Regions from separate parts of the Homo sapiens genome. Here region 1 is linked to region 2. Evidence: read pairs that join two places in POLR2A ChIA-PET (ENCODE). Cell type or tissue: Caco-2. All regions are shown on one strand. Each heading gives the region's core, and the rest is flanking DNA. Links, peaks and the distances in the headings are about the cores only.

The links. ChIA-PET counts read pairs that join two places held together with the same protein. Peaks named below come from ENCODE experiments on the same cell type or tissue, not always from the same donor. Only the 100,000 strongest peaks of a DNase experiment are listed, where the experiment ranks them.
Region 1: POLR2A ChIA-PET joins it to region 2 with 12 read pairs; 2 of 35 experiments call an interaction of 5 or more read pairs at or near these places.

Annotation. Positions count from the first base shown.
Region 1 is chr7:47,401,281-47,416,096 of GRCh38, forward strand. It overlaps TNS3 (tensin 3), which reads right to left. Exons shown (of 31, transcript NM_022748.12): 11 at 13,814-13,926; 12 at 12,657-12,717; 13 at 10,447-10,522. Among named protein-coding and RNA genes, the nearest start is that of SNORD151, 56 kb to the right of the region's middle. RefSeq lists enhancers at 1-103, 1,850-2,358. In Caco-2, for the core only: no CTCF peak of the experiment used is centred there; no DNase peak of the experiment used is centred there.
Region 2 is chr7:47,568,725-47,583,540 of GRCh38, forward strand. It overlaps TNS3 (tensin 3), which reads right to left and starts at 13,387. Exons shown (of 31, transcript NM_022748.12): 1 at 13,327-13,387. RefSeq lists enhancers at 12,723-13,260, 13,261-13,798. In Caco-2, for the core only: no CTCF peak of the experiment used is centred there; DNase peaks (open chromatin) are centred at 5,247, 5,667, 7,637, 8,358 and 1 weaker place.

The sequences.
Region 1 (14,816 bases), core at 2,754-10,753, 170 kb before region 2:
AATTCCATGGTCTCTTTTTTCTAGACTTTAACAACTGATTGTGATAGCTTTTCTTTGATCTCAATGCTCCATGTTGCAACTTAAAGCTTTTTGTTTTCCAAAAAGCAGCAGCCGGTCATTACTGTGTGTACTATCCTAAATGATTATGTGCATGCTGTAATTTAGAGACAGAGATACAAAGAAGGAGGAAGGGAGAGAGGGAGACAGAGAGGGTGTTGGCATTTAGACAAGTGTTCAGAATCACCCTGATGTGATCTGAACTCAAGCTGGGGTTCATGAGGTCCCCAGGGTGCAGCTCAAGCACCCTAAATGATTGTGCCAATGAGCCAAAGGGTAGAGCAAGCCCCTCCTTGCAGATGCTTGGCATGTGGGGAACGGTGGGCAGAGCAGGAGCCTGAGTGTCCTGACCTGCCTGTATAACTAGGTCCCCCCTGCTTCTTGTGACCGTGCGCAGCACTGGCATCATTGGAAGGGTTCTCAGGCCACAGCTGGGGGAGCTGCAGGGACAGGGATACCCCTCACTCAGAGATCAGGGGCAGGACCACCAGGTAGTGGCACTTTCCCAAATCCCCAGAAGGCCGAAGGCCCTGGACAGGCTGGATTCTGCTCTCAGACCAAATCGTGCACAGGCAGGTACCTCCCCAACCCCGAGGCTGTGGGGTAGTGACTACCAGAGACAGCCACGTTCCCATAAAAGAGACTTTTCTTGGAGAAAGATGGCTTTAAAATATCACATGCCTCACAACAGTAAATGAGAAGCCACCGCAGCAGGTATGATCCGGACCAGCATGCGGGAGAATTCTGCAGGGAGGGTCTTCCCTAACCAGATGAACATCCACCAGAGGAACAAAAAGCCCAGAAACCCAGCCCAGGAGGCAGGGAGCTGTGACTCCAGGCAGACCCAGAAGATGTTTACCTTTGTGCTATCTACAAGGAAAGGGACGGGTAAATAAACCAAAAAAATATAATTAAGACTGTGGAAGGATGTTCCCTGTTGACAAACATGACTGGGTCTCCCTTGTACGGCCTGGCGCTGGCCAGCGGTGCTGTAAACATGGGGCTCAGACTCAGGCCTGGCCTCCAGGGGCCCAGGAACCAGGGCGTTTGCAAGTAGAAAACTGGCATTGTGAAGAAATGTTGCCTCAATTTGCTTTCCAACAGCCAATGGCACGTTGGCCACAAATCTACCACCTCTGTCCGAGACTGACTTCTCAGCAAGACTCAATCAAAGGCTGCCCTTGCAGGGATCCTTCCAGGATGTTCTGAGAGTATCTGGGCCCCTCCTTTGAGCTCCCCATGCCCCACACTCACTACACTGACCACCCATCAAATGCTTCAACCTGGGGCATATTGTAGAGATCCCCAGAGGGAGGTCCTTCTGGCCAAGGGTAAATCCACACATGCACCCCCATTGATAGAGATGATAGCACCCACCTTTCCCTGTCTGCCTTCAAATGTGCCTGTCTGCCTCCACTAGTGCCTTGCAAATGGGGAGTGAAAAGTGGTTAGGGAAGGGAAAAGGAAAAGAGATGCCCCAATTCAAGCCAGTCTTGCTCTCAAATTTTATAAATATTTAAGGGAACCAGAGATTTAAAAAAATAAAAACAACAACACGATGTCAGCTGATAGCTCACGCAGCCTGTGCTGCCATGGGCGCCAACATTTGCCCACAGGAGTCAGGAAACTCCTCAGGAGGCAGCTGTGGGCTCAGTCCTGGCAGGCAGGGAGTGTCCTGGGTGAAAACAGAGGGAGCTGTGGGCTCCAGTACGGGCCACATAAGGGGCACAGTGGAATATCCCCAACCGCAGCTCACCGTGCCCCTCCCGTCAGTACCGCCCCGCCCAGCGCAGGGCCTCCTTCCAGGCCAGGTCCTGCCCTCCCTCTTCAGGAATCCAGGATGCTCCCCCAGGTCCCCCCACTGCTCCTCATAGCAGCTACACACAAACACACTGCTCCTCCCGCAGCAATCCCAGCTCCCTCCACATACCAGAAGGGAGGAGAAGGCAGGCCACGGTGCCCAGGAGGTACAGAGTGGCAGGAGATGGGAATCGGCCTGTCCCAAACAGGTTCCTCTCCAGGCCCCATATGATTCTCCTGTAAGATTCCTATTTTTCACAGCACAAGCTTTCAAATACTCCTAAGGCTCCACAGTGAAAGAAAGAGCGGTCTATCCCACTGGCAGAGAACAACTGCTGCCTGAAATCACGTGGCCCTCCCTTCAGGGGTTTCTCTGTGTATTTTAATGCTAACTTTGTTTGCTGGCTTGAGATCCTAACGGCCTCATCATACACAATCCCTGTTTCATATTAAACCTCTTTCCTCTTGATTAATGGAGGTAAACACCACCCTCCCCAGTCCTCCTGACCAAATCATGAACTGACTCCAGCTTCTTCTGAAAGACACGGAAAACCACAGGATTTTCCCTAACTCGGGGCTCCCAGCAACCACCATCAACACAGCAGGTCAGATCTTGAGACAAAATCCACTCACCAACCAGGAGCCCTCCATAGTGTGCAATAATTATGCATTATCTACATCAACAAATCTTTTTAGGAGCAATGGCAAGAGATCAGAATTATGCTTGTAATACTTAACAGAAAGAACAATCAACATGGTACTTGGTACGAGGGCCCCCAAATGCCTCCCTTTAAGATATAATAGTAATGCAAACATTTCGTAAAGATTAGACTGATTCAAGTCTATAATTTTCCCTTCATCCCTCCGGCTTTAACTTTATTTACCTGGGTCTCCCCAGAGTGTTTCTAGAATATGTTGATCCTTTGCCTTCAGATTTTAGAATATCTGCATTTAAAATAACAACTCAAAGATGTGCAGTCACAATTTTGTAGCATAGAAAAATGAAATAAGAAATAGCAAGCACCACAACAAAGGCTGCGCACAGCCTGTCACCATGCTATCATAGAGCCAACCACAAAAGTACGTGGGTGTGATGTTGACATCACAAATCGCTGGGAGCACTCAGATCTTGAGAAAGTTGCAGCCTCTTTAGACTTTAAATTCTCTGACTGCAAAATGAGTATTATGATATTGACCTGGCTATGTTGTTATAAAGATTAAATTAGCACTACATATTAATATAATTCATTATCCAATAATGATATGCTATATTTATATGAATATATTATTTAAAGGGCATAAGCTTCTAGAGAGAGGGCACTTGGTACTCAAAAACATATAGGGTGAATGATGATCTCAATGGGAAGGCCTGTAAGCACTCTTGCTTTCTTTTAGTCTGATGAGGCAATTCAGAAACCATCGCCAAAATTTATTTTCTAATAGTGGTATAAAAATATGCCTGTGCCCGGCCGGGCGCGGTGGCTCACGCCTGTAATCCCAGCACTTTGGGAGGCCGAGGCAGGCGGATCACAAGGTCAGGAGATCGACACCATCCTGGCTAACATGGTGAAACCCCGTCTTTACTAAAAAAATACAAAAAGCCGGTCATGGGGGCAGGCGCCTGTAGTCCCAGCTACTCGGGAGGCTGAGGCAGGAGAATGGCATGAACCCAGGAGGTGGAGCTTGCGGTGAGCCAAGATTGCACCACTGTACTCCAGCCTGGGTGACAGAGAGACACTCAGTCTCAAAAAATAAAAATAAAAATAAAAATAAAAATATGCCTGTGCCCTTGACTGGACTGGACAAGTTGCTGGTGACCAGGAACGGAGCCCTGCCTTGACCTCATTTGCTCCTGGAGTACACCAAGTCGAAGGCAGACACATGGAATTCTCAAAGAAGTTATCCCTCAATCCAGTGTTTAAAGACACTGATGACTTGCTTAACTTTAGGCCACATAAGTGTATTTTTATTTCAAACTCTCCATCAACAAGAGAAAAAGCACCATGTACCAAGAGAGTCAAGGCTTAAGGTATCAGCCCCAGGAATGCCAGTCCCCAATTCAGAAGTCAGCCCTCAGGTTCCTATCATCCCCCAATGCCAGCCGTTGCTGGGCAGCTCCTATTCAGCTCTGCTTCCCCTAAATTTACTAAGCAAAAGAGCAGAACCCTCAAAGCATCCCTAACAGAAAAGAGTAACATTCTCACTCAATGCTCCACTGGTGGCCCAGGCAACTGTCTACGCAGGCCTCAAGGAATCTGTGAACTCAGAGAATGAGTTACAACCGCATATTTGGAGGGTAAAAAGTTAGATAGCTAAGCCCCATAGGTCAAAGACTTAAGTCAGGCAGGGCCAACACTAACCATGATTTCTTCACTTGGAGCTGAAAATGACTTCAGATGTTCGCAATATTGTAATTCATGACCTAAAGCAATTGAAAGGTGGGTAAATATTGGCTGCAAACGAAAACACAACCAAGTCCACTATGCTGAGATGACAGCATGGATTAAGACCCAGCCCAGTCTAAAAGGGAGAGGAAAAGGCAATCACAAAATAATGCTGTGATGCGTCCAACAGAGATCTGTAGAAACCTCTCCTGGGGCAGAGTCTCAGGAGAACACTTTCATTTTCCCTGGCCTTATGTAAGTGCCCTCGGTAAGAAACAACCAGCAACAGCACTATTTGTTTGTGAAAACTTCTTGAGCAGGCAACACCTTTGTTTACAAGTCGGGTCACTGGAGCGAGGTTCTAGAGCCAGCAACCATGAACACAAAATTCAAGTGGCCGTGGATTTGTCCAAGCAGGGGCAGCAAGATGAAGCATGTGTTTACAAACTGTGGACCTGAGAGCCGAGACCAGGGAGGGAGCAAGCCGGATCAGGCCCCTGGAGCCCTGCCAGACTCCTGATGAGCCCGCTGCCCGCATGAATTCCTGAACAGGGTTACATAACGCCTCGGCTGCCCTCCCCATGGCACTGTCTGACAATGCCATATTTACTAAACCTCTTGAGGTTCTGCCCTTTTGAAAGGAGCAGACTTAAGAATCTGACCTTTTGGGAAAAGCACACTGCAAAGATGGGATGGGTCAGGTGTGCAGCTGGGAGGGGCCAAGCAGGGATGGGCTGGCTGTGTCGAGGCGAAGGCAGACGGTGGGTCAAGGTCAGCTTTGCTGTTGCCTGCAGCAGCTCCATCTGCTAGTAACTGAGTCCAGGGAGTGGCAAGTGGGGCTCTGTTTTCCCAAGTCACTTTCTGCAGTTAGACTTGACTCTGGCCCTTCCTTCTCTGTGAACTTGACCACTGTGATCTTTGCCAGTAAGTCCCAGTGCAGAGGCCCTCATGAGGAAAGCCAGGCAGATGTCCCTGCAGGCAAGGCAGACACCAGAACCACGGAGGGGAAAACTCAAAGAGGACAAGAGGCCTTTTGAAGGAGGAGGATTAAGGATGGCTACCCCGCCTGGGAAGCCACTTTCCGCCTTCAAAAGTACACAGACAGCCTCAGAAAACACCCAGACTGAGGGCACCAAGCCATCTGCAGTCTTCAGGGTGTAAATCTATGCACATGCTTTCTGCTCGTTAGGATCCTCTCCAAGCCATGACTGTTGCCAAAAGAAATAAAACCACCTGCATATCTGAACTTTACACAGAAAAGGCCCTGTAACTTCTTCCCCCACTACAGCCTTCTCAACTTAAGGATTGCTCAGTGAACCTGCAGCAGGGCACGTCACGCAGGCACAGGGAAAAACTGAAGGAAGGGCAAAGTGAAGGCGGCGTGGGCATCCTGTGCTGAGCATGGCAGAGTGGGTCACTGGAAGGTCGGAAGAGGCTGGAGAGGAGGAATCCGGTGCTGCTCCTGCCCTGCACACCCTCAGAACACCCAGAAGAAGCATGAACGGGAGGAGGGGATGGCTCCCGCTCCTCTCTAGGGATGCTTTGCCAATAATGAGAAACGTGCAACCGCATTTTTTTCTTCCTGTGTTGTTCCCTTAGGTCGTTTTCAGAGGGAGTCAACAGCACTGAGATTTCTGGGCTTTGGCAAAAGATGCACTCCCGACTCTGATGGGAGTGCTGGCAGTGACACCCTGGGTTTCTACTCTCCAGGTCGACCACAGATGTGAGCTCTGCTGTGAAGCCACTCCTTCTCTGACACGCTGGAAATCATCTCTCCCACCTAACCTTTAGCTCTTGCCGCCGCGCACCTTCTGCCATGCTCAGTTCCACCTGCCCTAGCTATCTGCATGCTCATCTCCCTGAAGGACCCAGACTCCCGGGAGCAGGAGCCCTGCACTGCCCACTCACGTGTCCACCGCATCTTCTCATGCAGGCCGCACGCTGAACGTGCTCAGGATAAAGGCTGGTGACAAACCACAGCCACAGGGACTGGGCCGTCAATGGCACCTGACTGCGCTAGTAATCTTACTAAACTTTCTAGGAGAGGTTTATTTAATAAACAGACTTGTTACAGGCTGAATGGTGTCCTTCCAAAATCCATAAGTTGAAGGTCTCAGCACTTCAGCATAGGGCTGTGTTTGGAGATGGGGTCTTCACAAAGGTAAATTAAAATGAGGTCATTAGGCTGGGCCCGAATGAATGATAACTGGTGTCCTTGTAAGAAGAGATGAGGACATAGACACACAGAGGGAAGCCCAGGTGAGGACACAGGGAGAAGACAGCCACCTCCAGGTCAAGGAGAGAGGCCTCAGGAGAAACCACCCTGCCCACACCTGGATCTCAGGCTCCCAGCCTCCAGGACTGTGGGAGAATCACCTCTGTTGTTTAAGCTGAGACCAAAGGGTGAAGCCTGAGTTGAGAGGTCAGGGCCAGGGTGGGTGGACAGTGCTAGATCAGCAGGGCTTGGGGACAGAATGGCGGGATCAGCTGGGGCAGCAAGAGGCGGCTGGCGGGTTCCAGTGGCCTGAGGGACACAGAGTCTGAATGCCAAGCAGGTTAGAGCCAGCAACAGGTAGAAGACCAGGAGGAGATGGCAGGCTGGAGAACGCCAGCCCAGGGTGGCCTGGAGGCCATTGGGAACACTCCCAAGGGCTGCAGGTGGGACACTGAGGAAAGGAGGCCACCGCCTCCTTCACCCACTCACGGCCCCTCTCTGCCCTGCCCCACCCTGTTCCTGGGCCTGCCTCATTTATCAAGTGCCAAACCCACACCTCCACCACACCCCTTCCAAGTCCCACCCACACCGCCCACTCAAAGCCTCATTCCAACTGCTACAACAGAGATGCATGTAATGTCTACTCAGACCACACGCTTGGGCTGCGGTGCCCACTACAGGGTGGGACAGGATAAGACGCAGCACCATGGGGAGAGGGCCTATGGGGTGGGTGGGGTGCTGGGGGCTCTTCCAGAGGGAAGAGGCAGTGGCTGCCCCAAAGACTAAGCCACAGTCTGGTCCGATAGAGGAAAGTGACCTGGTGATGCCGCAGGGTCACATCGATGCAGTTTCATCCTCTGCCAGGCGCTGTCCTGGGAGACTTATGTGACTGAGTACATTTAATCCTTACAAACCTGCACTAGGCAGAGGTCTAACACTTCCCAAAACAAAATATGCAAATATGTAAGCCCTACAAAATCTGGTTTCAACCTTCCAAGACAACGACTTTCCTTGCAAGACAGACATCCTTACAACAGCATCAGCCTTTGTGGGTGCCTCAAGCCTGGGATGCTTCATCTGTTTGTATAATAACACCCCTTCCAACCTGGAGCCAACTCACAGGACACGTCCATCTGAGTCCTCCTGTGACCTCTCCCACCCCGTCTCATCAAGGCCTCTGTAGGCTACACGGTATCAGTAGGTTCCCTCCTGCCAGAAAGCCCATGTCCCCAACGGGATCCTCTAGGGCAAAAACTTCACTCATGGGCCTAGAGCAAGCATAGCAACTCCAAAAGCACAAAACATTAAAAAAAAAGACTACTGGATGAATGACAGTAGGAAGAAGGGGCCACAGAAAATAATGAGGAGGAAGGAGGGAGGGAGCAGAGAGGAGGAAAAGGAAGAAGGGCAAGAGGAGGAGGGAGAAGTTTGTAAAGGCAGGGTGGGAGAGAAGAGAGGGGAGAAGAGAAGGAAGGAGGAGGAGGTAGCTGGGAAGAGAGGAGAGGAGCCAGGCACTTCCCAGGAGACTGCCCCCGCCCGCCTGGTCTCAGGAAGACCCTGCAGCTACCAGCCCATAAACAGCCCAGGGGAGAGGGCCCCGCCTGGTCTCAGGAAGACCCTGCAGCTACCAGCCCATAAACAGCCCAGGGGAGAGGGCCGTCCCATGCTCTTGGTGGGCGGTAGGGGGGAAGACACATCTTAGCCTGAGGGTCACCCTCTATGACTGAGTTGTTCAGCTGCCTCCCATGAGTCATCTTAAAGGGACGGAGCCGTGGGGCAATAACTACTCATCACTGAAGACCTGGTTCAGGGAGCACCCGCCCTTGAGATGCTGCCTCCCAGGGCAGGTAGAACACTACGCAAACAAGATGAGGGCGGGTGCAAATCCTACCAGCATCGCCCCCAGCCTCTCTTGGCCTATTCTTTTTTTTTTACCTCTGAGACGGAGTCTCGCTCTGTCGCCCAGGCTGGAGTGCAGTAGCGCAATTTTGGCTCACTGCAAGCTCCGCCTCCTGGGTTCATGCCATTCTCCTGCCTCAGCCTCCTGAGTAGGTGGGACTACAGGCACGCGCCACCTTGCCCAGCTTATTTTTTGTATTTTTAGTAGAGATGGGGTTTCACCGTGTCAGCCAGGATGGTCTCGATCTCCTGACCTCGTGATCCGCCCACCTCAGCCTCCCAAAGTGCTGGGATTACAGGCGTGAGCCACTGCGCCCAGCCCGGCCTCCTCTTTAAAGCTGGAACACTAGACCCAGTTCCAGAGTGGGTGGAGGAGTAAAGTGCTGAACATAGCCGGTGCTCAATACAGACTCAGGCCCTTCGTCCAACGATCCCAGGAAGTGTCCTGGGAGAAGGAGCCTCCAGGGTGAAGCCTCCTAGGAAACAAGCCCAGGGCTGCCTTCTGGACCACAGGATGTGAGGAACACCAGAGCGGATGTTTCTCTCCCCTCCTGGTCCTCCCTCTCACTTCCAGCCACAGGGATGCTGCACCATCGCTGCAGCACAGCACTGCTGAGGACAGACTTCCAGCCCAGGTCCTCCTCCTTAGGACAGTAGAACAGAGAGCTGAGGAAACGGGCCTATAAAAACGTATGACGCACCCCAAACCTCAGCTTTCTTGCCTATGAAACAGGAGGCAAGATGTTTATAAAGTGCTTACTCAATGCCTTGAAAAGGGCTGGGCCCAGCTGTTGTTCCAGACCTGCCTTCCAGGCCTGAAGAACCCCTCAATTAGGTGGTGAGCATGTGAAACAGGACAGACCTGGAGGCCCCAGAGGGACCCCGCAGGCGTGGATGGGTTTAGACTGTCTCCACCTTCAATCCTCTCCACCTTCGATCCTCGCTGATTTGATTTTTGTAAGAATTCAGGACCAGCAAGGTAGGGAGTTCACCATCCACTAAGCTAAGATTTCAAAATCTAGGGGTTACAGGGAAATTAATGAAAATCCTCAAAAACTTTGTATAGGGTATTTATAATACAATGAAAAGCTATTTCTCGAGTCACCCTACTGCCTTATAGAAGTGGGTCTTCCAAGGCCATGAAATCTTTACATTCTATGATTCTATGCATGCTGAAAGTCATACATATGCCTTAAAAGCTTACCTTATTTCAGATAAAAAATTTTCCTAAAATTATTTTAAATGTATGAATTGTTTGTATTCAAGAAAGATAAAAGGCAAAAATGTAATGGCTAATCTCCTCCAAGAACCAACACACATAAGAATCAAAATTATCTGGAGAAATCATTGTTTTGATCATTAATCAAGCTGTAATTGCACCAGCTGTATTTCACACTTTGGCTATTAATGATACATAAATATTCTATTTCTGCACCCACACTCTGGGAGGCCTGTGATCATGTGAAGAATGCAAATTATAGTCAGAACACAGGGGTTCTCAGAAGTGAGTGGCCGAGTTAGGACATTAATTTCCAGGTTGTATATCTCGAGGGGCTCTAGAATGAAAGAGAATCAAGAATGAAGATTTGTTCCGTCCCTTTAATTAAAATAGTTTTATTCAGAAAGTTAACTAAATGCCTTAAGGCAGTGGTCACCAATCTTTTTGGCACCAGGGACTGGTTTCACAGAAGATGATTTTTCCATGGACTGGTGGAGGATGGTTTCAGGATGAAACTGTTCCACCTCAGATCATCATTCTCCTAAGGAGTGTGCAACCTAGATCGCTCGCATACACAGTTCACAATAGGGTTCGCACTCTTATAAGAATCTCATGGCGCCGCTGATCTGACGGGAGGCTCAGGTGGTCATGCTCGCTCGCTGGCCCGGTTCCTAACAGGCCACAGACCGATAAGGTCCACGGCCCAGGCGTGGGGGACCCCAGTGTTAAGGTAAAAGCTACTTTTCCTTCTTCCTACAGGGTACTTTTTTTGGGGGTGAGGGTTACTGTTTTAACACAGAATCATGATTTCAAGTCATCACCACTGGGAGAGTGGGGACACCAACCCATCTGCGGCCACAGCGGGCACTCACCATGACATCTCCCTTCAGAAGCTGGGCCGGCTCGATGACGATGCAGATCCTGCTGGGGTTTTCTGGGCCAACGTTGCTTTGGGATGAAGAAGAAGGTAGATCATTATGCAACTTCATGATTTTGTGGGAAGAATACATGTAGAGAAAAGCAACCCTACAACCCAAAACTCAGAAATTACACAGAATGCCCAATCAGCCCAGAATCTAATTCCTGAGAATCTAAATGAATCTAAAAAGGTAAAGAAAGCTCCCAGGCCATGGAGGGTCCTCATAGCATCATCATGGTCAGTGACTGACTTGAAGTGACTAAGGTCCAACTCCAGAGGCCCGAGCTTGGAGACGACCATGCAGGCTTAGAGGAAGGGGCCCAGGGTGTGCACAGCCACAGTTTCAGTTACAAACTGAGGGTGCAATTCCAGAGTGACATCAGTGCACAGAGGGCCCAGAGCAAACCCAGAAATGTGACAACAGCTCTTTGTGAGTAATGAGAATATTTGTTTCCTTTACTGACTTTTCATAAAATGCCTGTCCACATACAAAAAGACAAAGAAAACTCAGGAATGTGTACAAATTTGGGGGATGTGTGGCTACGTATTGTTTAAAATGCAAAGGAGGCTAGACATGGCTCACGCCTGTAATCCCAGCACTTTGGGAAGCCAAGGCAGGCAGATCACTTGAGGTCAGGAGTTTGAGACCAGCCTGGCTAACATAGTGAAACCCCGTCTCTACAAAAATATGAAATTTAGCTGGGCATGATGGCAGGTGCCTGTAATCCCAGCTACTCGGGAGGCTGAAGCAGGAGAATCGCTTGAACCTAGGAAGTGGAGGTTGCAGTGAGTGGAGATCGTGCCAGAGCGAGATGCTCTCTCAAAAAAAATAAATAAATAAAAATGGAAAACAAAATGGAAAGGAGCGAGAAAGAAAAACCATAGTAGTGAGATCCTATCGTAGGACTCTCTCCAGTAGGCTCACAGTTAACCTTCCCTATTCTTGGGTTCCACATTCATGGACTCAACTGACTGGGGACAGAAAATATTGTGGGAAATAAATAAAAAACAAAAATGCAACCATAAAAAATAATAGAAGTTAAAAAACAATACATTGTAACAACTATTTTCACAGCCTTTACATTGAATTAGGTATTGTTATGTAATCTAGAGATGATTTAAAGTATACAGGAGAATGCTCATGGGTTATATGAAAATACAATGCCAGTTTTTTTGTTGTTGTTGTTTTCTTTTTTTTTCAGACCGAGTCTCGCTCTGTCGCCAGGCTGGAGTGCCATGGCACAATCTCGGCTCACTGCAACCTCTGCCTCTCAGGTTCAAGCAATTCTCCTGCCTCAGCCTCCCAAGCAGCTGGGACTACAGGCACACGCCACCATGCCCAGCTAATTTTTGTATTTTTAGTAGAGACGGGATTTCACCATATTGGCCAGGATGGTCTCAATCTCTTGACCTTGTGATCAGCCCACCTCCACCTCCCAAAGTGCTGGGATTACAGGTGTGAGCCACCAAGCCTGGCCTTTTTTTTTTTTTTTTTTTTTTTTGACTCTCGCTCTGTCACCTAGCCTGGAGTGCAGTGGTGTGATCTCGGCTCACTGCAACCTCCACCTCCCAGGTTCAAGTGAATTCTCCTGCCTCCACCTCGAGTGGCTGGGTTTACAGATGCACGACCCCAAGACTGGCTAATTTTTGTATTTTTAGTAGAGACGGGGTTTCACCATGATGGCCAGGGGCTCGGTGGCTCACATCTGTAATCCTGGCACTTTGGGAGGCCGAGACGGGTAGATCACTTGAGGTCAGGAGTTCAAGACAATGCCGTTTTATAAAACACACTTGAACATCCTCGGATTTGGTAATCAAAGGGGGTCCTGGAATCAATACCCCTTGAAAACCAAGGGGCCACCATACTCCAAAAAGCAAATGGCCCACTCTCCCCTCAAAATTCCAGCCCCCACGTCCTTTAATGGAGCCAACTAGTGTGACAGCCCAAAGACACTTGTGCAGGGCAGGAGGGAGGGCCAAGGCGTGATGCTGGAGCACGGGCCACGAGAGGATTTTCCCCACTGGACTCTTCTTTGGCTTCTTGGCATTCTCTGACCTGAACCCTCCCACACTCTTCCTGCGGGACAGGCAGCTGAGGGTCAGCTGCAGTTCCCTGAGCCGTCCAGGTCCCACAACAGCAGCAGCAGCAGCAGCAGCACTCACTAGATCCCGGAGGTGTACACAGGCTGCATGGCTTGGTAGAGCTTCAGAAAGGGCCGGCACACTGAAAGAAAGGCACAACTGTCTGTAGAGGCATGACCGGTACAGAACGAACAGGAATTTGGCAATCAGAAAGACAGAAAGCGACGAGGAGACCAGGAGACTGCACCTGCGGCCTTTGAGGTCTGGGAAAGCAGTGCATGGAGCCACAGGGTTGCTGCAGGAAAAGGCCGGACCCGGTCCTAGAAGCCTGCAGAGCAACACAGTTTGACCTTTATCCAAAGGGTGCCAAAGGCTCCTGAAGTGAAGCCAAGCTGCTTCAAAACCAACTAGCAGCTTGGCAAGGTCACTCTGGCCATAATGACCAGGGGGACCTGAAGGCACAGATGTACTTCAGAGACAATAGAAACCTCTGAGCAAGCACCTGCATGCGACTGGCGAGGAAGGGCAAGGGTCCTGAATCCCAGCCATGTGCTGTGTGTGCCTGCATAGGACTGGGAAGGAGAGGACAGGGCCCTGACCCTCAGCCATGTGCCATTTGCTCCTGCATGGGACAAGGGAGGAGGGATAGGGCCCTGCTGACCCTCGGCCATATACTCTGTGCACCTTTGGGGAACTGGGGATGTGGAGACAGGGCCGTGATCCCCAGTCGTGTGCTGTGCTCATCTAAGTGGGACAGGAAGGAGGGCTCAGGGCCCTCACCCTCAGCTACATGCTGTGTGCTTTCCTGTGGGGTCATTTTAAAGGAGGAGGAGGAGATGGGTTCATGAGATGCGTCAGGGGAGACTGGGTCACATTCATGCCTCTTACTGGGCTTCTTCCATGGCTTGTGACCTCAAGGCCAACTGCACAGCTGACCCACTAGGGCTGCAGCCCAGAACAATGCTTGTCTGCCCTAGTCACTGTGCATATACACAGGGGTATTTCTGATCCCCCTTGCTGGCCGCCAGTCCCTCCCCTGATTAAATAACTTGGCCCAACCACATAAACATGGGGCTCTGACCACTGAAGGGGGACCCAGTCAATCGCCAGGGAGGCAGAGGAGCAGATCCTGGGCCCTCTCGGAAGGAAAGCCGAGGCTTATCTAAATTGAGGGGCCCAGGACCAGCTCCAAGTCTGGGCCAGCCAATCGCAGGTGCCACGTCATAGGGGACACTCACCTCCACCTGTGTCGAAGTTGGGGGTGCCGTGGAGGATGACAAAATGCAGGAACAGGGGAGAGGCATTCATTTTCACCGATCCGGACAGGAGCCCACTGAGGAACTGAACATACCTGCAAAACGGACAGCTGGGTTACACTTCCCAGAAGTGTCTTCAGCCTCTGCTGAGAAGGGAACTCAAGGAGAAACACATCCTGGCTGAGTCTGGGGCTCTGGGAGAGAATCGGTCCACTGCTCACAGCCAGGGGTTCTCAGCATGGTGCTGCGCTTACAGGTCTGAGGGCTTCCCACCAGCGCACCAGGCACCAAGCACCAGACACCAAGGCACAACCGGCCTCTTGGCTTGAGCATCCCACACCTGAAAGGCCTCTGTGCCTGTCCACTGAACCTATCGCCAGGCAAAGCCAGGCCACAGGCCACAGGCCATCACAATCCCCACTGGTGAGCAGCAGGAAGCAGAGGCCTGGCACACCGGTGGGCGTGTGCTCTGTCACTAGCATTGCACCTATGGCAGGGTCACATGACCCAGGCCCAGAACCACTCACTGCACCTGCTGCTTTCTGCTCATACTCGAGAGCCCTAAGAAAAGGCTGGAGTCCATACTCCCCTCCTATCCCGCAGCCTTCCACGCCACATCTGATAAGAGGCTCTCCTTCCTGCTGTCCCCCTCTTCAAGGCCCAGCTCCAAAGGCGAAGGCCATGTGGGCCATCAGCCTTTCTGAGTTCTAGGAGTCGGCCTCATGCTTCCAACACTGACTGCACACAACTTCCATGAGCATTTGGTGGTCAAGAGGGAAGCTTCTACACTAGGAGCATCTGACTGCTGGGGTCCTCATGAGGCATGACGTGGCAGCAGTGACCACAGGATGAGCCGGAGGCTTACCAAGCTCTCTGACGCTTCCCTGGCCTGTCCTGCCTGTTGGTGCCCTGCCTGGCGTGGCCCCTGCCCTGAGGTCCCTCACCATGGCCACTTCACCCACATAACCTCCACTGTAGCCTCAAC
Region 2 (14,816 bases), core at 3,141-11,140:
ACAGTGCGTTATGGAAACCCCGGCAGATGTGGGGGAGTCGTGAGTGGCACCCACGTGATACCCTGCCATGTGTTTTACCCAGGGCCAAGGCCAAATGCCAACTGTTTGACACAATGGCCCTGAAGTGGGCCGCAGCCTCTTTGAGGAAGGACAGATGGATCTGCTGATAGAGCGATAACTTGTACCGGGACACACTATCTCCTCCTCACTGTGGCTGTGAACAAAGCCCACAGTATTCACAGCGTGGCTGCCATCACCACACCCACTCCTCCTCCAGGCAGGGATCTGAGCAGTTGCTCATCTGAGAATTGATGTGCTTCAGGCACGAAGCCTATGTATTATATGAACCCAAACATCTCTCCAAAATTTGGCTAGTGTCTTACGTGCACTCAGTCCCCGATGCAGTATTTGTGAACACGATCTGGGGGTCTCAGCACAAAGCAAAAAGGGGGAGAGGAGACATTTTCCCAGGACAAGTCTGCTGGATGCCCAACATCTTTATAAGAACAAAACCTGCATTTAAATATTACACAAGGGTCCAGGCGCAGTGGCTCACGCCTGTAATCCGAGCACTTTGGGAGGCCGAGGAGGGTGGATCACCTGGGGTCAGGAGTTCCAGACCGGCCTGGCCAACATGATGAAACCCCGTCTCTACTAAAAATTTAAAAAATTAGCCAGGTGTGGTGATGGGCGCCTGTAATCCCAGCTACTCGAGAGGCTGAGGCAGGAGAATTGCTCGAACCAGGGAGGTGGAGGTTCCAGTGAGCCAAGATGGCGCCACTGCACTCCAGCCTGGGCAACAGAGTGAGATTCTATCACAAACACACATACATACATATTACACAGGGACGGGGCGTGGTGGCTCACGTCTGTAATCCTAACACTTTGGGAGGCCAAGGTGGGTGGATCACCTGAGATCATGAGTTCGAGACCAGCTTGGCCAACATGGGGAAACCTCGTCTCTACTAAAAATACAAAAATTAGCTGGGCGTGGTGATGGTCATCTGTAATCCCAGCTACTTGGGAGGCTGAGGCAGGAGAATCACTTGAACCTGGTAGGTGGAGGATGCAGTGAGCCGAGATGGTGCCACTGCACTCCAGCCTGGGTGACAGAACAAGACTCTGTCTCAATAAAAAGAATAGGTCGGGCGTGGTGGCTCACGCCTGTAATCCCAGCACTTTGGTAGGCCAAGGCAGGCGGATCACCTGAGGTCAAGAGTTCCAGACCAGCCTGGCCAACATGGTGAAACCCCCCCTCTACTAAAAATATAAAAAATTAGCCAGGCGTGGTGGCAGGCGCCTATAATCCCAACTACTTGGGAGGCTGAGGCAGGAGAATCACTTGAACCTAGGAGGCGGAGGTTGCAGTGAGCCAAGATCACTCCATTGCACTCCAGCCTGGGCGACAAGAGCGAGACTCCGTCTCAATAAAAAGAAAAAATAAATAAATAAACATTACACAAGGGATTACACAGTGCTGGTGGCTCTGCATCAAGACTGGAATCCATTTTCCGAGGAAGAAAAAGGAAATGATTCTTGCCATTTGGCAGTACAGATTTGAAGGAAACAAACCCCACAACACACTCTGTCCAGAAAGAATATTCTTTTGTGCTGAAGTCACAGCTCCGTAGGTGCAACTCTTCTCAGGAAACCTGCATGGACTCCTGGGGACATTTGTCATCAACTTTCAATAACACAACAACTTGCAATGTGGCTATTTTCCAAGGAAATATCAGTAGGCTAGATTCTCAAGTCTGTAAGATGAGTTGTAAATGGTTCTCTTCTGCAAGTTAAAGGAATAATTTACAAAGCAAAACTCCAAGAATGAAAGTTGTGGCCCTAATAAAAACATGAACAAAAGCCTGGGAAAATGTGCCGGCATTTCCCTCTCTCCTCGTAAGCAATCACTTCTAGAATGTTTTCATCTAGATGTGTAACTATCCCCTCCCATAGTGAAGTGTGCCCAGTGAGCACCGGATTGGGAGGCCAGCCCCTGGCTGTCCAGAGGATGGAATGGAGGCTCTGAGTGATGTCACACCTTGGCAAGTACACGTAGCTAACTCTAAGCTCCTTCTAAAGCTCTTATCATTTTTTTTCTTTCTTTTTTTTTTTAAGCAGCAGCAGCCTTCTTGTCCTTGGAGGAATTCAGATTTAATGAGGACAGAGAGATACAACGAAAATTACACAACCCAATCCCACAGAATGTGAGCAGATGAAGGCCATGGCTAACTGGGCCTCAGAACAGAGGGCCAGGCCTCTGGTAGTCAGCGTCCCACCTGGACCACTCTGGAAGGGACATAGCCTGGGAAGGACTCAGGAGGCCCACAGCTCCACTCCCTTCTCAGTCAGTCTGTCTTGGGGGGCCCAACGTGGAGGAACTTGGGCCAATCTGAAAAACACTTCTTTTGGGGTCAGAGCTCTCAAAAGGGTGACCAACCACAGATGAAAGAAAAGGAATCGAAGGCTAACCTGGTTTCCACTGGAAAGAACCTCGGGTACACAGTGTCGACAGCTACTCCTAACAGCTCAGTGAGGTCCGTGCTATCAACACAGTTTTCAGCACCACTTCAGAGAAGTTTGGGGACCATCCCAGGGCCACAAAGAGAACAAGTGGCAGGGACGAGAAGGGGTGCCACCTGGGTTCCTGCAAAGCCTGCTCCCTTTCCGCTTCACCCCCAGGGTAAACAGGCAGGACAACGCAGCCACAGGCTGCACCCACGCTGGGGACTTCCTCTTGTTTGCTCAAAGCCATCTGGCAGTATGGGAAACGGAAAAGCTGGTGTCCCCAGAGCTGACAAGAGGCGAAACCGTGCAGAAAAACCAGTGTGTACAAATGAAAGGAGAGGCAGTACCTCCAGAGGGTCAAGGGGACTCCAGACAATAGCGATCACAGTCGGCCAAAAGCCTCTGTCCGCTCCCACTCATTCGCCCAGCTCATCTTGGCATTGAAAACGGAAGCCGGGTCTGTCTGGAAATCAGCTGGAACCTTTTTGGCTACAAAGCTGAACTCAGCACCAACAGCCCCCAGCTGGCCGCTCACCAAGAGTCCTGGTCACAGACTCACAGGCCAAGGTCGGCATTAAGCGGCCCAGTGCGTGTCTAGCCCTGTCAGCATGCCGCTGGCCACACAGCTGTGCTTGCCCCGTGCGTGGTGTCCCAGGGAACTATGCTTTGGAAGAACTAACCCAGTCTGTGAAGAGCTAGCCTGGCAGGAGCCACAGCACCTCCCACTCCTCTCACCGCCAGGGCCCACAGGTCCTGGCAGCCAGCCATCAGGGAGAGGAATGCAACTCCGCAGGGCATGACCACGCAGAGGGGCCACCTCACTGCTAGGTGTGAGGCTGCAGAGACCTCCCCATGGGCTCCGCACAGACAACCAGACACCCGACAAGCTGAGCTGATGTGGAATGGGCATGTTCTAAAAGAAGCAGCACTGACAAACATCTTTTACTCACAAATAGCCCGGCAGCCGAGGGACCATTTGGAGTAAGGCCATCCCTCCAGGGCGTTCTGAGAAGTCACTACAGTCATAAATGGGAGGGTGACACCCAGAGACCGGCAACGGCAACGCCTAGGTCGGGATCCAGGTTTGGGAGAACCATTCGCGCGGTAGTCACACACACACTATGCTTCTCACGCCCACTGCTGCAAACACCTTCGTGGGAAGAGGAAAATGAATGATCGTGTGTTCTGTTATCCTGTGAGAAGAGTGAGCCTTTAAAAAGTGAATAAACACCATTCCAGTTGTCGCAAAATCTCTACTAATAATAAGCAAAATGCCTTAAAAGCACAGTATGCTCTCGATGACCTATGTTTTGGATTATTCCTATTTAATGGAGGTGGGGGTGGGGAGTTAAAGAGCAACACATGATCGGGTGCAGTGGCTAAGGCCTGTAATCCCAGCACTTTGGGAGGCCGAGGCGGGCAGATCGCCTGAGGTCAGGAGTTCGAGACCAGCCTGGCCAACATGGTGAAACACTGTCTCTACTAAAAATACAAAAATTAGCGGGGCGTGGTGGCACACGTCTGTAGTCCCAGCTATGGAGGCTGAGGCAGAAGAATTATTTGAACCCGGGATGGGGAGGTTGCAGTGAGCTGAGATCGTGCCTGGGCGACAGAACGAGACTCCGTCTCAAAAAAAAAAAAAAGAGCAAAACATAGCAACTCTGTGTGTTGCGGGTTACCTGTCTCACTCAAATTTTTCATCAGAATAATCTGGTTACACCTGAATCCTTGCCAGTGGAAAATGAGAAAGGCCTCACAGGGATATGTGGGGAGTTGCCACCAGGGCTGCCCCAGAAATCAAGGGTCACGTGTGGCCCAGGCTTGGGAAAACATTTCTCAAACCACGTGGTCCCAATGCAGGCTGGATCTCCAGAGGTGGGGCCCACCCACCAGTCCTTCCCTCGGAAAGAGACCACGGCCCCAAGGACTGAAGCCCAACCAAGTAACTTAACTATTCATTATGCTAATATGCCCTTTGTTGAGGACCCAGGAGCCAACGCCCTGATACAAGCCAGCAGGGCAATGCCTTCACCCACCTCACGAGCAAGCCTATTCTTCCCTTATGGGCTGTGCTCTTGGAAATTTCTGTGCAGACTCTCTCCACCTCCCACCCTGGGGACACCCTGCCGCCCTCCACGCTGCCTCCCACCAGCCCGCTAGGTCGCTGGGGCATTGGTCTCAAATCTACAAGCGCCATGGAAAGTTGTCCAGGGCTTTGCCACAGTTCTCCGAAAGGGTGAAACACCCTACCTTGTGTCTTTGTATTCTTCTTTGCCTTCTGCAAATCCCCTTTGCTACTCCAGAACACAGCAGGTGGCCCTGCCCAGGGCCTCTGCCCACGCTGCCCCTCCATCGCGACGGGTCCTTCTGCAAAGTCGCCCAGGATTTAGTCCCTCACCTCCCCCAGCCCAGCATCCTCTTGGAAAGAAACACCAGTTGACTCCAGATAGAGCAACCCACCACCCCGTCTCTGGGCCTGCAGGCCTGCCCGGCCAGGGACCTCAAGTAATCCAGAGGAGAAACATTAGGATGAGTCTGCCTCCTCCTTGAGCCCCCAAATCCCACCAATTCTGCAAATGCCCACGTTGGAAAAGATGCCAGTAATTCTGGTTCAACATGTTCCAAGGAGGGGAAAACGACAGCCTGCTGTTGACATTCCTGATTTGGAATTGTGAACACATTCTTAGAGGGTAAAAATTAACCACCATCAGTTGGGGAAGGCATTATGGGGAGGGCATTATGGCTGCACTTCAAGGACTGATCACAAGAACCGCCTCACTCCAACTGCCCAGGGCCTGCATCGACGTTTTAACAGAGCCAAACCAGAGCGAGCCCAGTTCTGGACCGTTCCCTCAGAAAAGCAGCCGAGGAAACCCTGAGTAATTGCACTCATAGATCATAGGCTCTGGCATGTGGTTCCCAGACTGAACCATTTATCCAAATTAAAACCATTCTCCAGAAACAAAATCAGACCCTTTTAATTGAAAATAAAACCAAGCAACCCCGAAGGCTCTTTTTTTTTTAAATGAAAGACATTCTTCCTGCTTTCTCATCCCATTAATCACAGAGTTTACACAATCTGTCAAAATAGCTTGGTAAGAAGTCTCCCTCTTCCTTTTCCTGCAGGCCTGGTTTTTACCCTGGGGGTGATAACCTAGCCATGTTTAAGGACAGCGGGTGGACACCGTGAGAATCCAGCCAGCACCCTATGTCTCAACTGCAATTTGACCATATATACTAAGGAGTTCCAAAAAGCTTGTGCTCACCAAAAAAAAAATGGAAAGCAGGGACTTATACACCCATGTCCATAGCAGCATTATTCACAACAGCCGAAGGGTAGAAGTAACTGAAGTGTATCAACAGATGAATGGATAAACAAAATGTGCTATTCATACAGACACACACACACACACACACACCCCCACACACACGGTATTATTCAGCCTTAAAAAGAGAGAAATCGTGACACATGCTACAACATGGATGAAACCTTGAGTACAGTATTCTAAGTGAAATAAACAAATCACAAAAAATACAAATACTGTATGATTCCACTTGTATGAGGCACCCGATGTAGTCCGTTTCACAGGGACAGAAAGTAGAATGGTGGTTGCCAGGGACTGGGGGGAGGGGAACATGGGGAGTTAGTGCTTAAGGGACACCGAGTTTCAGTTCTGCAAAATGGAAAGAGTTCTGGAGCTGGAGGGTGGTGATGGCTGCACAACGTGAAGGTTCTTAATGTCGCCTAACTGCCGCAGTTAAACATGATTAAAACGACAAAGTTCATGTTATGCATGTTTTACCAAAGCTTAAAAAAAAAGATGTTTGTATTCTTTGATGCCAAAGAGTCTGCTAGAAATCCTTTCAAGAGCATGACTAGCTACGATCTGCCCAAAGACCTATGTGCAAGCATAACACAGGATGTAAATGATCAATGAACAAATAGTGAAGTCCAAATATCATGGTACATCCACATACTGGAGTACTATACTGTCATCAGCAGTCATATTTATGCAGAGCTATTTCTGGATTGGGAAATGCTTATACTGCCACATTGACTTTAAAATGCAGGATACAAAATAATACATATGGTATGATCTCAGCTTGGTAAATTAAAAAAGCACAGAAAACATATGGCACACAAGAAGGCTAAAATATGAACCTCTGTGGAGGTGATATTAGAAGGAATTTTTTCCTTTTTCCTTAGCATTTCTCTATCTTTTCCAAGTCTACAATGAGCACATATTACAAGAAAACTATTTTGTAGAAAAATAGTCAAAAAGCAAATTAAGAAGCAAAGATACGGCCGGGCGCGGTGGCTCACGCCTGTAATCCCAGCACTTTGGGAGGCCGAGGAGGGCGGATCATGAGGTCAGGAGATCGAGACCATTCTGGCTAACATGGTGAAACCCCGTCTCTACTAAAAATACAAAAAATTAGCCGGGCAGCCAGGCGTAGTGGCAGGCGCCTGTAGTCCCAGCTACTTGGGAGGCTGAGGCAGGAGAATGGCGTGAACCCGGGAGGCAGATCTTGCAGTAAGCTGAGATTGTACCACTACACTCCAGCCTGGGTGACAGAGTGAGACTCTGCCTCAAAAAAAAAAAAAAAAAAAAAAAGCAGCAAAAATATGCTCATTACTTGAGAGTCTTCTGCTACTCTCCGAGTAATACAGATAAAAAATGTGCCTCCCTCCTGCGTGCAGGACAAGAGAGAAATGCATTCTTCACCCACGTAGAGCCCTCCTGTCTCCCTTAGCACCTACCCAAGACATGGACACAGGCCCCCTTTCCTCCAGCCCTGTCCACCCGGCTCTGCAGGTCTTTCCAGAGGAGACAAACTGGAAACACCTGTCCTTGATCTTTGGAGAAAAACTCATCTCTATCACGCTGGCCTCCCCTGTGTCAACCACTTAGCACACAGCTCCCTCCCAGTGGATCAGATTAGCACCTCCAAGAATGAGGAAGTGGTTCTCCAGAAGGACCACAAGGTGCTTTTCAGGCCCCTGGGGCCATGGAAATTCAGCAGGACCAAAGTACACTGGGCCTGGAGCCCAAAAGGAGGAAACAAAACCCCACGTGGCTCCCACCCCTGAGCTCCGGAACCAGTGGAGGAGCAAACCTGTGGAGGAACGACAACCCCAGGCTGCAGGTGACAAATGACAAACACAGTCACAATAACCCCAGGACCTCTCAGGACAAAGGACAGTTCTGCCCCAGGTTTGTGGGATGCCAGAGCCTGGCCTATGTCACTGCCTCCTGTGCGTACCTTTGATCTACCTCCCAAATGGCCAGTGATGAAAGGGGTAGGCGCCCAGGGACACCTCTAAGAAAGGTGATGGATTACAAGGTGGAGAAGAATGCCAGGACCAGGCCCCTTTGTTTGCAGAGCCAGCCCGGCGCTCCAGGGAGGAATGTGCACAGGCCAGGACGCAGATGCCCCTGCTAATGGCCCAGTGTGCCCCAGGGCCCACTCTCCTGCCCGCCTGCCCTGCACAGCCAGATGTGGGCCTGTGCCTTTTATTGTGTGGCTCCAAGTGAGTGAAATGTTACACACTGCAGCTGTGTTCCAGGGTGATGGGGAGAGCGCAGATTCCTGAATCCTCCAGCGAGAAATAATCCCAGGGCCTGGAGCAGAGCCCGGGCTCTCCTGTAAAAAGAAAAGCAACTGCAGACGGCAGTGAACGGCCTTGGCCAGACACTTCCCGAGGACTTTCTTTCTTTCAGTATCGCCACGAGTGTATTCCAGTGTATTCAAAGCATCAACGAATTGGTCTCTACTTTTCAGGAGCAGTTTCATAAACTCTACACACAAGAGGTGCCACGTCACACTGTGGCTGCCAAGACACAATGAAAGGAGGTGACACACTTTAGTCCACCTGGAGGTGTCCCCGGTGTCCCCAGGGGCATGGCCTGGCTAGGAGTGGCACTTGTAATCGTCAGCAGGGCACCCGTATTCATCCTTCCTGGGTGCCGACAGGTTGCCGCTCGCTTGGGCAGCTGGAAGAAAGATTCCTAAAGATTCTTCTGATATCTTAGAAACAAAGCCAGGCCTGCAAAGGGCGTATTAAGTGCTATTATCTTTCCCCAAAAGAGAAGAGGAAGAGGAAGGGCAGACAATCTAACATGAACCATAATTAGAGCTGAGGGAGGAAGGAAGAGTAAAGAAAGGCCCAGCCTTGGGGTCCGAGGAAGCAGCTGGGGCTGGCGCACTGGCTGAGGTAGACAGCAGGCACGCCGCAGCTCCTGAGCCTTGGCCTGGCCACTCCAGGGGCTGGGCTGTGGGTGGGGACTGCACAAACCCCTCATCTTGGCAAGAACTCCAAGCATTGCTGACGGACCGGGATTCAGATCCAAGGCTCAGTATCCTCACAACACACACAAGTTACTTGAGCTCGCTAAGTCTCAGCGCTCTCTTCCAGAAAAGGGAGACCATCAGGATGGCATACATGCACGGTTCAGCAACGATCAGACTAGGGACAGAAAGTGCCCAAGCCACCTTGGGTACTTGAGTAGTAAAAGGAAGGGGGTCTTGTTAGCCGCGTTATTAGGCTGAGAGCTGGCGGGCTGTTTGCAGAGGGCTCCCAGGGCTTCCTGCCCAGCGCTGGGGTGGAGACAGGGACAGAGAGGTCTCTCCCCTGAGGGGTGGCTCTGAGGAGCACTTCCCTAGCTCTGGGAGCACCTCCCTCTGCCAGAGGGAATTTTCTAGATCACAGACATAGAATCCTTCAGTATAATCTTTCATTCATTTTGCCCAGGAGACAAAAGAGTAGTAGACTACTGCCTTCTAAAAAAAAAAAAAAATCGGCCGGGCACAGTGGCTCACGCCTGTAACCCCACGCTTTGGGAGGCCGAGGCAGGTGGATCACCTGAGGTCAGGAGTTCGAGACCAGCCTAGCCAACAAGGTGAAACCCCATCTCTACTAAAAATACAAAAATTAGCTGGGCATGGTGGTATGCGCCTGTAATCCCAGCTACTTGGGAGGCTGAGGCTGAATTGCTTGAACCCAGGAGGCAGAGATTGCAGTGAGCTGAGATGGCCCGACTGGACTCCAGCCTGGACTCCAGCAAGACTCCATCTCAAAAAAATAAAAATAAAAAAATAAAAAGAAGCATGTGAGAATCCTCCCCTTCCCTGACACAGTGAGGCATTCCGAGGGACCCTAAATTGTGTGCAGTGCTTCATCCCCAAGTTGATGGCCCCCATCCTCAGTCACCCTCATTTTCACTGGCCTCCTCCCTCCTGTTTCGCAGAGGCAACTCCCAGCGAGGGTAGGAGGCAACAGGTGAGGGATACCAGGTAGAGCTGCGCCAGGTGCATGGGGCAGGGGGTTGGGGGGGGGCGGTGGTTAGAGGTGTGTCTAGAGGGCCACGGTGCTCCTGGAGTACACTGAGCAGGACAGGAGATGCCGCCATGCAGACAATGGAGACACCCGAGGGACCCTGAGCTCAGCACTACATCCCACATTGCAGTGATGGATGTGTACCAAACACATTCCTGAGTCACAGAGTACAAACAGAAAGCTCACGAAACTTGGAGAGTCTAGTTTTCTGCTTTTACGAGAAACGGATAGACATCAAGGAAACCACTGTTCCTGCCCGAGCTGCACTCGAAAAGCCCCACGGCAGGACACGGGCCTGCATCCGGATTCAACATACTCTAAGATTCAAAACGCCCTCAATCTAGGAGAATTTAGTCCTGCTCAGCAGCATTTTGGTGGCAGCGATTTTTCTTGTCTCAGCGTTTTAGGAGCAGTGAGGCAGCGTGGAAACGACACAACTGTGAGCCATGATCCCTGTGAAGATGAAGCCACGCAACACGCCCTTCACTGTGGGGGCAGAAAGAAAGAACTGTGTTCCATGTTGTGATGGTTTTTAATACTCTTGCTGTGAGGAAGAGAGTAACTAAGTTAATCAACCACCTACTTAATTAACCAACTAACCAGCATCCCTCATTCTAGATCAACAAGGATAGCAGCAGAGGATTCTAGGTAGACAGGACTGGCTCTAGGTCATTCCAGGCACAGCTTGCAGGGGTTAGCTGATTCCCCAGTGATTTCTGGGGTCCTACAGGAAGGACCCGGGGTCCCAGGGTCAGCTGACCTCCTGGAGAGCTTCAGACGCCCAGACCCACCCTTCCCATGATAGCTCCTGCTGCATGGGGCAAACCCACCAGATCAACCCGCAAGACAGGAGGCCCCTCCCTGGGAAATCTATGGGGGCCGCTGTGAGGAAGCCTCGAAGCCTCAATTCTAAGCGTGCTGCTGAGGCACTCAGCAAATGTCTCTGGCTTCCTAGTAAGTGGCAGGGATCTAAACAATGCTTTCTGCCCTCAGGAAGGTGGAAAGTTCCTCCCCCTCTCAAGTTCATACACAGGGACACAGGGAGGGAACAAGAGGCTTCCCCTGAACAGGGGTGGTTTACAACAGGCTGATCTTAAGAAAGGAATGGGGCACATAGAGTCAGAGAACTGGGCTCATTCAGATCCCTAACTGTTCCCAGACTTTAAGAATTTACTTGGTATTTTACTCATCTGTAAAATGGGTCCTTGTGTAGAGTCCTAAGCAGATATAAGCTGCGACTGCCAAATGGTAGGTCAGCCCTTCCACTCACTGTTCTTGCCATACTGCCTCCTCCTCAGGTCTCTGCTATCCCCTTCAGCAACACCTCCTGCAGTGGAAGAGCATACTTTGACACCCCCTCTCCTGCCCTTTATTTCCAGAGTCACATTTGCAAACAGCTCACTTTCAAAACATTAGGTGCCAAAGAGACACTTTGTTAAAAAAAAAAAAATCAATTTGCATTCAGGAATAAGTAGTGCCCTGGGGCTACTAGTTTTTCTATCTTGGTAGTTTTTTAAAGACATAATTCAGCTGAGCTGCTGATAGCTATGGCAGCCTCAGCTGAGGAATCGCTGTCTGGACATGCATTAGAATTCAGTCGACAGACGCGCAGCAGCAGCCAGGAACAGGGGTCTGGGACCCTAGAGTCCTGTCCCAGAATCCCAGGCTGCACTACCACCATGTTTCATTTCATCTCGGCCAAGTTACTTAGCCTTCCTTTGCCTCAGTTTACTCGTCTGTAAAATGGGGTAATCATAATCCCAACTCCCTCCAAGGAATGTAATTTGGGTGAAATGAAATGAATGCATGCAAAGCATTTAGCACAGGCAAACACTCAATCGGTATGCCTGTTACTTTGTCTTCGGGGTCACCATTACTATTCCTAAGGTCAGGAGTCGGGCTTGCTGCCAGTTCCTCCTGTCAATTCCCTGTGTACACACCCCCCACCCCCTGTGCTACCACACCCCCACCAGGACCCAGTGCACCTCCATCTCTGTGTAATGGCCTTGCCCCTCCACCCTCCAGCTGCAGCGACTCCCCACCCCCTCCCTGGCCCTCAAGGCCTCAGCACAGAAAAGCCTTTCTTAATACTTGTTGATTGATTTGCAAATATAACCTCACAGGCCCCAAAGAGAGAAGAACCAGAATCACCAGAACAAGTAAACCTCATTCAAAAGGGAAAGCATGAAAGCAATTTAAAAAATTAATATGCACAGACCAAAGCCTCAAGAAAATCTAAAATGTCAAAGGGTTGGTTAGTTCAGAAGGGCCATGCAATATTAATACAATGAGTTCTGCATTCATACTTTTCAGTATATTTTCAGAGTCCTCCATGATCATGCATTCAAATAGTGAAAAAAATGGGGGGAAAGCCAACCCGGAAGATCAAAGTGTGTGAATGCGCCCCAAGGAAGCCTGGGGGCTTCCCAGGGGGTTGTGACCACCCTCAGTAGTGCTCTCTGCTGGCCCCACACCCTGATGGCGCTTTGAGTTTTTCAACCACGCTGGAGTTCGGGTCATCTGCTGACACTGTCTGGAGAATGCCTGAGGAACGCCTGAATCTCTTCCCGCCACAGACACTCAAATCACTCCAAGCAAAGGACCCGGGACTCACATGTCAGGCCGCTGCACAGCACCGACACAGAGACCCCTGGGCCGTCCGGGACCCTCCCTCCTCCTGCTTGTCAGCGACAGCTCCCGCGTGCCAGGAGGCACATGCCACACAGCTGGCCCCCAGCCTGGGACAGCACCCCCCACCCCAGAATATCCCCCCACCCCGAGGTCCCGTCCTTCAGGGAAAAAAAGGAAGCGCGTAAAGACCCCCTGCCTCCCACCCACCAAAGGGAAAGGGAAAGAGACGCACTGGAGAGCTTGCCTAGAAAAAGTAGGAGAAGGGTCTTGAGCCTGCCCATTGAAGCCCCTAGCTGCGCTCTCCACCTGGAGTCTCGAGACGGAGTCCTAGGGAGCAAAGTCCGCTCGGTCCCGACAGCGACTGCGACATAGCTGCTCCGGTCTCTGCCCTCAGTCCAGGGCGCCCGGGCGCCACGGGTCCCACTCGAGTGGTCCTGCGCCCCAGCCAGTCCCCAAACCCAGCCAGTCAGCGCCCCCGTCCCCGGACTCCGGCGAAGCTGGCCCGCGCCCCAGCCCCTGTCCTGGGACTCCTGCCGAGCCCCCGCCCCCCACGCGCCGCAAACCCCGTACCCGCGCGCACCAAACCCCTTGCCCGTGCGCCCCCAACCGGGTCCCCGCGCTCCCTAACCTGGGTTCTCCCGTGACCCCATCCCCGCGCCCTGAGCTCCCGTACCCCGCGCTCCCCGAACTCTGTCTCCGCGCTCCCCGAACTCAGTCCCCGCGCCCCAGCTCCAGATCTCTGTGCTCCCCAAGCCTCGTTCCTGCGCCCGGAGCGCGAAAGCCCGCGCCGGGCCCGAAACAAAGAGGACCGCGGCGCGTGGCCGCGTTTCCTCCTTCCCCGGCCCCAGTACCTGGGGGAGCCTGAGGCGCGGTCCGGCAGGGCGATGGCCGCAACGAGGCTGGGCTCCGAGTAGCGCGCGGGCGGGCCCGTCCTCCTGGCTGGCTGCCGGCGCCCGCGGCAGGGCCCCCTCGAGGCGGCGCGGGCAATCGCCACGGCCGGCCCCCGCGCCCGCGCCCCGAGCCTGGCGGGTCACCTGGCCTCATCACCCTAACAATGCAGCGCGCCTCCAGGCGCCCTTCACCGGGGTCCCCCGCCCTGCCGAGGTGCGCCCTGGGACCTCCCTTCGCTGGCCGCAGAGAGGACCTGGAATTATCAGACCCATTGAGCAGCCCAGGCTCCAAGTGGTCTGGAGGCTTGCAGGTTCCGCCGGGCCGGTGTTAGAGTACCTGGGGAGGCGGGTTCGGATCCTGGTTCCTGCACAACCAGTTCATTCTTTCATTCAGCGCCTGTGATTAAGGTGCTCTCCGGGAGCAAGACCTACCCTCCCTCCTGTAGCTCATAGCCTAGTGGGAGTCGCGCATACATAAAGGAGCACAGCCGCTCCGGAAAGCCTAGGGTGCCGTAGAAGCCCCTGAAATACCCAGCTAATGAAGGGAGGAGGTCAGGGAAGTCTTTAGAAGTCACATGACTTCTTAAAATGCGCCGGGACAAATGAGCAGAATTTAGGCAAGCCAGGGGAAACCAGAAAAACGATCCCGAGCAGAGAGATTCTCAGAGGAGGAAAGGCCTATAGGTTGTCCATCCTGACTGTCCATCCCTGAGATTCAGATGGCCCTGAACTCAGTCGCTTAGCCTCAGTTTCCCCATTTGTGAGATCGGGGGAATGGAAAAAGTTTGCAGAAATCAGAAGTGCTCTTCCTCCAGGGAGGTCACAAGAGAAATTTCATCAGCGGTTTGTCCTGTGGTCCTTTCCAGGAAAACATCCTCCCCGCCAGCCTCTCACAGAAGAGACCTAGATTTCATCTGCCACGTGGAGCAGGCGGTCTCAGAATCCCACCCGGAGCAGGGTCCAGGGCAAGTCTTGGAGGACAGTCACCAAGAACTGCTTTGGATTCGGGAACAGAGCTGCCTAACCCATCCGCAGCCCTGGGGTCCTGCCCTGTTCCTCTGGCCCCTTCAGGGCAGCGGGGGAAGCAGGGAAAACAGCCTGTCAGAGATGGCAGAGAAACCGAGCAAGAATAATTATCCTGGAAAAGACTTTCAGAAGTAACCACCAGAAACTTCGAGTCCCCAGATCCAAACAGCTGAGAATGTGGGGCCTGAGCCACGCTCTGACTCCACTCCCACCACATGAGGAGAAACAAGAGCTGCTTTTCTGGAAGACTTGAACAACCCCTGCTGTGCTCTGGAAGGTAGTGTCATTTCTCATCCCCAGACTGATCTGGGTATTTATTCCCAGGCAAAGGCTTCATGAGCACCATGCCCCAGCCCCTAGAGATGAGGCAGGCATTTTTCCTACACTCTAGGAGACACCAGGTCAAGAGTCAATGAGATGAGTCA